2 separate regions of the Homo sapiens genome follow, and region 1 is linked to region 2. A link is a contact called in ENCODE Hi-C or POLR2A ChIA-PET data. All regions are on one chromosome and are shown on one strand. The core of a region is the stretch at or near the end of the contact, and the rest is flanking DNA. Distances in the headings are between cores, read along the strand shown. Region 1 overlaps AMPH (amphiphysin). Region 2 overlaps AMPH (amphiphysin).

Evidence for each region. Hi-C counts contacts between places; a loop is a spot of excess contacts on that map. ChIA-PET counts read pairs that join two places held with the same protein, here RNA polymerase II (POLR2A). Pooled maps may share reads with other maps.
Region 1: POLR2A ChIA-PET joins it to region 2 with 10 read pairs in activated CD4-positive, alpha-beta T cell. The contact joins two enhancer-like sites. A Hi-C loop is called at or near these places in 6 of 50 pooled maps. POLR2A ChIA-PET finds 5 or more read pairs at or near these places in 2 of 52 experiments (OCI-LY7 and activated CD4-positive, alpha-beta T cell).

What each region holds. Positions count from the first base shown.
Region 1 is chr7:38,459,869-38,465,054 of GRCh38, reverse strand. AMPH (amphiphysin) reads left to right here. Exons shown (of 21, transcript NM_001635.4): 10 at 1,942-2,080; 11 at 3,644-3,772. Among named protein-coding and RNA genes, the nearest start is that of TRG-AS1, 120 kb to the right of the region's middle. RefSeq lists enhancers at 114-283, 1,306-1,385. Within about 2 kb of position 1,279, at least 3 of the 41 ENCODE cell types and tissues checked have a DNase peak (open chromatin) inside an H3K27ac peak, as active enhancers do.
Region 2 is chr7:38,379,170-38,384,005 of GRCh38, reverse strand. It overlaps AMPH (amphiphysin), which reads left to right. Exons shown (of 21, transcript NM_001635.4): 21 at 1-302. Among named protein-coding and RNA genes, the nearest start is that of TRG-AS1, 40 kb to the right of the region's middle. Within about 2 kb of position 1,250, at least 2 of the 41 ENCODE cell types and tissues checked have a DNase peak (open chromatin) inside an H3K27ac peak, as active enhancers do.

The DNA of each region.
Region 1 (5,186 bases), core at 30-2,529, 81 kb before region 2:
TCCATTTTGGGAAAGGAAAGAGGAAGTAGGTGAGATCTCATCTTCCTCTTACCTCCTGACTCTTGATCTGGTGAACACTGTGCTGTTTTTGTTTTATTGCACGTTGCATTATGAGTATGCCAGTCAAATACCCCGGAGCCCCAATGATCCATAGGTGACCTGTCTACCTTGCCAGGGTTCGGCTGCACACCAGCTTTCTCCAGTGATTCTGGAATCCTTTTTATTCCATCCTTCGTAGACTTTACGTACTCAGAGATTGAAGGCTAGTGAGCTGGGAGTCAGAAGACCCAGCTTTCGGTTTTCTGATTTTGCAGTTAACTTGCTTTGCCTTCCTTGAGTAAGTTCAAAACCTCTCTGGTTAGAGGTCTCATTTTTTTTAATTCAATAGAAAAAAAAAGATACTATTGAACTACATGGTTTCCAAGGTAATATACAGTCCTGACATTCTATATTTGCCATTTTAATACAAACACTTATTTGCATACATTTATGAAAACACACATAGTCATACACATGAACCAACTTCTACATATGTTAATGTTTGGATCCCTCTAGAGATTGTTAATTTTCTTATTCCCTGCTCTTTGGATTAGCCCTACTTATAGGTTCTGCTATGGTTTCTATACTATGTAAGCAGTAGTATATCTTCTCTTTCTAAGGGAAAGAATATTGCCTGAAAGAATACATAAGAGAGGCAGAGTTACTGTTTTCAGTATGGTTATTTCAGTATGGGGCTAGGCACGAAGGAAGAATTGGAATGGGAATATCAGAATGATATTTGAGTGTTTTAAAAATGAAGTGCATGAAAAAATTTAGGGTTGTTCCCTTACATGGAAATGAAAGGGACAAATTCATCTGAAAATTGTAATGTTGCCAAATGAGATACAGTGAAGAAAAAGCGGGGCCATGACCACTTAATGAATGTTCCTTTCACTTTTTTTCAACATTCCTCTGCAGAATGAGGTGGTGAGTGAGCTCAGTGGCATCTCTATTAAGCTTAGATTGGGGCTATGTTTCCATCTGAGGCCATGATTGCTGGCATATGACCCCAATCATGTGGCATGTCTGTGTTCTCGCTAAAGGACCCAGTTTCCTCAGCCCTTTGAATATGTAGACCATGCTGCTGTGTACATGCTCTTTTATTTTGGGGTACAGACTCTGTTTCTTCGAGCTGTAGACTTTAGAAATTCTTAGAGAGTAGGATGTGTCCTGAGTGCTTCTTAGTCATCACATTTGGGCTGTTCCCGAGCGTCTGGCCGCATGCCAGGAACATGGTGGGTTCTTAGTAAACGAAACTGAATCTTGTCTGATTTTGTTGCACATTTCAAGATGCCTGAGTTGAGTAGTTATTTATAAGGTCTAGAAAGAGAAATAATTAGTGAGTTTATTTCCAAATGTTATTAGAAAGCACTTCTACAAAATCCTTACTAACACTATCCTAAGGTTACCTTTTAATATAAAAGTTACAATTTTCATAGTTTTTTATAGATTGTGACATGGCAAGATTCTCTTGTAAATAGAAAGTGAAACGAGTAAAATCAATTCAGCTTATGTTTGGAAGATTCTTGCAGAACTTGTTTGAAAGAACAGAGGGCTTGCATTACTAAGACCTGAATTCAGATTCACTAAATGGCTGGGTGATTTTAGAGTTTTTATTTTTAACCTATCTATGCCCCACTTTACTACTTGTAAAGTGGGGACAATAAAACATGGCTACTGTGAAGACAAAAGATAATACATGAATGAGGTCTCTGTAGTGCAAATAAATGGTACCAGTTATCACCATCACTGTTGCAATTAACCAGAATTAACCTGGAAGGGGAGAGCAGGACAACAGACAGTACCTGTTAGGCTTCTGGGTTTCTCTGAAATGGAAAACCCCTGATTAGATGAATACTGTTCTTGAGAAGGCCCCTTGCCCAATCCCCTGTGTTCCTCTAGTGATTCGGGTCCTCTCCGCATTGCAAAGACACCATCACCGCCTGAGGAGCCTTCACCCCTCCCGAGCCCGACAGCAAGTCCAAATCATACATTAGCACCTGCGTCTCCCGCACCAGCACGGCCTCGGTCACCTTCACAGGTAGGAAGAGGTCAAATATATTGGGGGATAGAGCTCATGATGAGATGAAGGTGGCCCCATCTAGGATAATCCCACGGTGCCGGGGCTTTAAGAGAAGTTTCCAGTTAGGGAGACTGAGATGTGAGGCTTTAGGCATTGTGATTGTCATGAAGGTATCCACCTGCTTTTCTTATTTGACTTGATATTTCCTCACATGCCCTATATTCAAGTTTTTTGGGACTTCTTACCACGTTCTCGGCATGCTCAGGCGAGCATGCTCTCTCTTCTCCTATCTCTTGCTACAAAACTCTTTTCTTTCAATGCTCCATTTAAATCCTACCTCTGCATGAAACCTTCCCTCTCCTAGTGGTTTAGAGTTGGCAGGTACTGCCAAGAAAAGCGGTTATGTTTATATGTCATCTCACATTTTTTGGTACACCTGGACATTTTTTAGTACACACACTTGCATATGAGTGGCCACTTAATAAAATTGAATTGAAGAAATAATTGAAGAGAAACAATAAGGGCTGGGCAAAGGTAACTGTAGAGAGAAACTACCACCTTTATTCTCCCTATGTTGGGTGAAAATGAAATTTCTGTAGAAAAATTTATAGTCCCCAGTCCAGTTCAAGCTTTCTTGTACAGATGCTGCTTGCCTTACAAAGGGGTTGTGTCCTGATAAACCCATCGTAAGTAGAAAATATTGCAAGTTAAAATGCATTAAATACACCTAACCTGTTGAGCATCATGACTTAGCCCAGCCTACCTTAAACGCGCCGAGAACGCTTAACATTAGCCTACAGTTAGACAAAGTTATGTAACACAAAGCCTATTTTATAACCGTGTTGAATATCTTGTGTAATTTACTGACTATAGTACACTGTAGAACATAATAGCAGTCATTTACCCTCGTGATCACAGGGCTAACTGGGAAGTGTGGTTCACTGCCACTGCCCCGCCTCATGAGAGAGTGTTTTCACACATTCTGCTGAATGCCTATTGCTTTTACACTTTCCTAAAGTCCAAAAAAATCATAGATTGAACCATCATAAGTTGAGGACCATCTATATGTAGTTGAACTAAGGAAAGTCTTGGGAAGATACATGCATTAAACAGACCTTTAAAGTTTTCTACTTTTCAAAATCCTTGAATGGAAAGTGAAATGTAAGCTGCCTATAGTAGGTCTCACCAATTCAAATGAAAAGCTGCTTTAGTTTTGAAATTTTAATTTATTTCCAAAATGAGAAATTATTTTCAGTTTAGTTCAGAAGAGGGTATTGCCCTAGTTTAACCTTTAAAGTATATGTGCCTGGCCCTACAGCTCTGTGTATTGTACTTGAGTTGAGATGAATGGACTCTTATAGCCTCAGTTTTGTTTTTGCCTTGAACCATGGCTTATCAGGGCTCAGAGAGCCTCACAAGTAGACAGCATTCTTTACCTGTATCAGATAGGCTTGCTGCTATATGCAGATACAAGTTTCAATCAGAGCTCAATCTGTCCATGTAGCTCTGTTCATGTGACCTTTCTTCGTGTCTGACACATTGTCTTTGGCTGGATTAATGTTTGTATTTAATGCTTCCTAGACAAGGAAAGGGCCTCCTGTCCCACCTCTACCTAAAGTCACCCCGACAAAGGAACTGCAGCAGGAGAACATCATCAGTTTCTTTGAGGACAACTTTGTTCCAGAAATCAGTGTGACAACACCTTCCCAGGTAAGTGCCTGGTTCAGGGCTGGTATGTCCATGAAAGTCCCATGGTGGAAGGACTCTCAGGGGCTAGCCCTAAAGAAAGTGGCGGTTCCAGAACCAACAACATAATTTTAATTGTCATTCAGGCTTGTTTTAATTACTTGGTTAGTCTGAAGCATTCTTACATGGGAGATGTACGGTATTTGAAAATTATCTTTTTTTTAATTAAGGGTAGTATATACTTATAGAAAATTGGAAAAATATTGAAAAGTGTAAAATGAATAATTTATCTTATTTTTAAAAATTGTTTTATTGATACCAAATATTTTACATATTTATGGGACACATGTATTTGTTATATGCATAGGATGTGGAATGATCGAGTTAGGGTATTTGGGGTATCTATCACCTTGAGCATTTATCATTTCTATGCATTGGTAACATTTCAAGTCGTCTCTTCTAGCTACTTTGAAATACCTAATACAGTGTTGCTGACTACAGTCACCCTAATCTGCTATTGAATATTGGGGCTTATTTGTTCAATCTAACTGTATGTTTGCATCCACTAACCAACCTCTCTTTATCTCCTCCTTCCACCCACACATCCTTCTCAGCCTCTGGTATCTATTATTCTATCCTCTATCTCCATGAGATCGATTGTTTCTAAGCTCCCATATATTATTAATTTGTGGCATCTGTCTTTTCTGTGCCTGGCTTATTTCACTTAACATAATGACCTCCAGCTCCATCCATGTTATTGCAAACAACATTATTTCATTCTTTTTTGATTCAGTAGTGTGTGTGTGTCTATACCATTGTGTGTCTATACCACATTTTCTATATCCATTTGCCCATCAATGGACACTTAGGTTGATTCTCTATCTTTACTGTTATCAATAGTGCTGTGATAACCATGCAAGTGCAGGTATTCCTTTGATATACACATTTCTTTTCTTTTGGATAAGTACCCAATAATGGGATTGCTGGATCTTATGGTAGTTCTATTTTTAGTTTTTTTGAGGAATCTCCCTACTGTTTTCTGTACTAGTTGCACCAATTCTATTCCCACCAACACTGTATAAGAGTTCCTTTTTCTCCATATCCTTGCCAGCATCTATTATGTTTTGTTCTTTTAATAATAGCCATTCTAACTGGGGTACGATGACATCTCAATTTGGTTTTGATTTGGATTTCTCTGATACTTAGTGATGCTAAGCATGTTTTTATATATCTGTTGGCCATTTGTATGTTTTCTTTTGAGAAATGTCTATTTATGTCCTTAGCCCACTTTTTCATGGGATTATTTGTTTTTTTAATTATTGAGTTGAGTTCCTTGTACATTCTGAATATTATTCCCTTGTTGAATGTCTGTCTGTAAATATTTTCTCCCATTCAACAGGTTGTCTTTTCACCCTATTTATTGTTTCCTTTGTGTGCA
Region 2 (4,836 bases), core at 1-2,500:
CTAGCTGTCCAGCCGCTGTGGCTGGAGGTAGGCTAGTTGGGATGGGCAGCTAAGCAGTCTTCTCTTCTGCCTTTATGAGATTGGGTAGAAAGATGGGGCATATTCATCTACCCCCAAAAGAACACTATAAAAACAGCTCCTCTATATTTCCACCTCTTTCTATTTATGCAACTCATCTTCACAGATTGTTCTAAAGTAAAATAGATGGTGTATGCTGTATCCACAAATCATCTGTAACAATTATGTTTTCAGTGCTGTGTCATTCCAAATAAACCTTTGGTAATCTTCAACGATTACCCTAATTCCTTTTGATGAGTCTTTTTTTTTTTTTTTTTGGAAATTTTGTTCCAGTCGGATACTCTGCTTGAAACAGTTGGTATTGGAGTTGTTATTTGTGCAGAAATATGCTTGTTCTTCCACTAGGTTGCACTCCACGCCCCCACCGCACCTCCCCACTTCTTTCATTCCAGTCATTGCTGGTCACTCGGTGTTCCCTGACATCCAGCAATTACTGCAGCACCAATAACAGCTGCCAACGGAGAGCCCTTAAAGGTGCCGGCTGTAGACTCCCAGTCCGTGAATCACTGATAATCTTACGACCTTCATAATCAGCAATTTCTTCTCACACCAGCTTCATTTTCTGGTCACTTTCCTTTTTGGCATGTTTATGTTCGTAGGTACATAAAAATTAGATCAGTTGGAATAGAAAAGTGAATTCACTTGGCCATTATTTCCAAAAGAGAATTCTTAACGCAAATCCTTTTAGTTGATTTGGACTCTTTTCTGCTAATATAATTCTTTATACAACATAGGCTGATCAAGAATGTATATTATTAGACTTTTAGATTTAGTATGTATTCCTGATTCATGGTTTGAATCTTCCTGGTGTATTACTGACTTTGTTGTTTTAAGTGTGAATAGGGAAATAACTGTTTTTGAGCCAAGATTTTTCCAGGGGCTAATATACAGAGAAGCTGGGTCATCATGAATGCTATTCTAGTGCAAGAAAAGCAAATGTCACTGCCCAGGAGCATGACTGATAATTCAGCAAGTGGAATGCAGCAATGTAAGATTCGTAATAGAAAGCCACTCCTGACAGTAGAGTACACACAGGATGTTAAAAGCCAAGACTGAAAAATTCGCTCTAATAATAAAATGCACCTAATGTTCTGCAAAGATAATTGGCTTGCCACATCTCCTGGAGCAGAAGATGTGATGAATCATTCTTAAATTCCTTTCACCCTCCTGCCCACAGTGGCTGCTCACAGTGTACAGTTTGCCAGGACATGGCCCAGATAACTGTAGCCCTAGATGAATGTTCCTAGATGAATGTAACAAGTTCTTCTGAAATGACGTGATTTTAATTAGCTATTTAGTCCTGTTTTTTAAAATGCCTTTGGATTTTTTTTTACACTAAATAAGAGTTATCAGATTTTTTGTTTGTTTGTTTCAGGAATTGCCAAAATCCAAGAATTCCTAATGCATTGAAAATGAAGGAGATGGAGGGGATGGGCGTGTGGTGGTGGCATTCCCCAGAAATGTCCTTGAATGTGGAGTGAACATTGTTTTCCATTTCAGTGGATTTTCTAAGGAATGTTAGTTTCAAGGACTTTCTGGGATTACTAGTGTAAAGTTCTTTCCACTTCTCTTTCTCAGTTATTCCGTTCAAGTTCTCACACCACCAACCCATCCTAGGCACATCACCCAGTCATATAATGGCAAGTTTGTATTGTATCCCAAATGGCCTTGAACCAGGCCTTGGTCCTTTCATTTTTTTTTTTTTTAAACGGAGTCTTGCTCTGTTGCCCAGGCTGGAGTGCAGTGGCGTGATCTCGGCTCACTGCAAGCTCCGCCTCCCGGGTTCACACCATTCTCCTGCCTCAGCCTCCCAAGTAGCTGGGAGTACAGGTGCCCGCCACCGCACCCGGCTAATTTTTTTTGTATTTTTTAGTAGAGATGGGGTTTCACTGTGTTAGCCAGGATGATCTCGATCTCCTGACCACATGATCTGCCCACCTCAGCCTCCCAAAGTGCTGGAATTACAGGCGTGAGCCACCACACCCAGTCAGGCCTTGGTCCTTTCTGAGCTTCCTCTCCATGATTTAAGATTCTTCTTAGAAACCCAATGTCATGCAGACCTTCAAATAGTTATGAGTCAGAACTGTTTGGAAAGAAAGCCAGTAGTTCTTATTAAACATACACCTACCTGGCATTCCTACCAATATGACAAATAGTCACTCATGTAAACCTGTGTGATGCATATAATTGCAAAGTAAAATTGCCTGGCAATTTGAATTTTTTTTTTTTGAGACAGAGTCTCGCTCTGTCGCCAGACTGGAGTGCAGTAGAATGATCTCAGCCTACTGCAACCTCTGCCTCCCAGGTTCAAGCAATTCTCCTGCCTCAGCCTCCCAAATAGCTGGGACTACGGGTGCGTGCCACCATGCCTGGCTGATTTTTGTATTTTTAGTAGAGACAGGGTTTCACCATGTTGGCCAGGATGGTCTTGATAACTTGACCTAGTGATCCATCGGCCTCAGCCTCCCAAAGTGCTAGGATTACAGGTGTGAGCCACCGCACCTGGCCAGCAATTTCAATTTTTAACACTATCTCAGGGTAGCCAGGGCCCCTGGGACAGGTAAAAGCTCCCATACCATGCTGTTGCATTGCTTCCACCACGCCTGCTCTTCCTGACAAAGCTGGGGTGGCTTTGGAGTCAGCCAGAAAACCATATCCATCACATCTTAGGCTGCCCAGTGGAGTGTGCACGTTTAGAATTCTGAGCCCTCTTTTCTTACATAAAGAAGCCTCTAACCAGGTCATTGGAACAATCCCAGCATGACCCCATGGCCCATTCAGATGGCCCATTAAAGAAAATGCCTTCGGGAAACTACAAAAGTTATGAGAACTCAATGAGTTTAAAGATGGCGGAAGCTCAGTGCTTTATTCCATGCAAAATTGCATGGCTGAACACCTTGAAGCCTTAGAAATAGACTGGCCAATGGATTGGCCTTGATAGGACTCTACTCCTCTTTTCAAAGGAGCCCAACTAACAGCTGCCTTCTGGTTTTTACTTGGAACTCAACTAAAAACCTTACAAACGTGTCAGAACTTGGAGATGAGCAGATCGCACAGCTTTTCTACACAGTGCTGTAGCTACCGTCTTCCTGGTGTGAGACTTTCCTAGGACTTCAGTAAATGGAATCGGACATTTGGTAACAGCACAGAGAAGACAATGACCAATATTCTCTTGGAAGACTTAGAAAATGGAGATCCAGGTGGTTTTGTTCATCTTTGAGCCCTGCAGGTGCATCCCTGTTTGATGATGATCCTGTCCTGAATCACCAGGAGGAGACCGCCTGGATGTTCACGGGCAGCGTTCTTCAAGGCACACAGTAGGGGGTTGATAAGTTGTTCATAAAGCCAAATAAACCATGCGCGAATAAGCTTAATATTCCATCCAAATATTTTGTGACTCATTGGTAATACCTTTTAAGGATCACTTAACAAGCAGCAGCAAATAGTGACTTTTTCCACTTAAAAGATATTTGAGACATAACCCTTACATCTATGCAAATTGAGAGGAAGGCCAGGTAGGTACCCTGAAGCTCTTTCCAAAGAAATCTAAATTTTATCTTTGTTTCCTAAAATCCAGTTAATTCCCAGTCCCCCCGATCTCAGGTCAAACACTCAGGTTGTTTGATTCTTGAGGGTTGGGTCAGAATTGCATGCTTATTTCCCTCCCTGCTGCACTCTGATGCCCTGTAAAACCAGTCCAGCCCAGGAGTGCCTTGTCCATACGCACCTTGCCACATGGCTGATACCCTACACCCTCTCCCACCAGTAAATATTAAACTCTGTGTCATTATGCTCTGCTCTCCAAAACCCTACCAGTGATCACAAAGTGCTGTCTGTGGCATTTGGAGATGCCACCAAACTTCCAATTCTCCCCCAAGATTCCAAGATACGAACTTTCCTTGTTTTCTTACCTCTCTTGTTGTTCCTTCTCTGTTACTGTTCCTAATTTTTTTTCCTCCTTCCTGTGGTTGCTGGAAGTGGGGTGGGGCAATAGCGACCTGTCCTTCAATTTGTGTTCCAGTTGTCCAAGGAATGTTGCCTTTGGAGTGTCCAATTATTGCTTCCAAGTCCACATGTTCATTTGTTCATTAAAATATATCAAGCACCAGCTAAGTGTCAGTTACTGTACATGGGGACCGCATTCATAAGATTTAGACTTCACGCTTGAGGGACTTCCTTCCAAACCCCTCCATGGTGCGTCACTGAGGGGCTCCTCCATTCTTCAGAATCTTGGGCCTGAAGACTTGGGAGCTTCCTTTGTGCATCATTTTCCAGATTTGGGGCACCTGCTATGATTTCCCTGCAAAACATACAACCTTGCACTTTAATCTAGTCGGGGTTCTGTTCTTCACACTGACAGAGAAGACAAATTGGATCCTTGTTGTCTCCCTTGCCACCTGACTTCTTGTCTTCCTCGTACCCTACTGCCCACCCATTTTAAGTACCCAACAGGTCCCCACTCCCTCCTCGCCTCTCCCTCTCAGAAACACATACACAAATGATGAATATCTGCTGCATGTCATACCAGATCCAGGAGCCTCTGCTTGGTCTTCAGAGCTGAACTTCACCTCTTCCCCAGTATTCATCCACTGCCTGCTTCAGAGGCGTCTCCTCAGCACCCCACCCGCCTTCTCCCCCTCAGCTATACACCTTTCTTGCCGTTTTGCAAAACCCCTCTCCTGGGATGCCTTCCCCTCTCCTGTTGGCCTCTAATCCCATCCCCCAGGCGTAGTCCAAGCCCTGTATCCTCAAAATCCC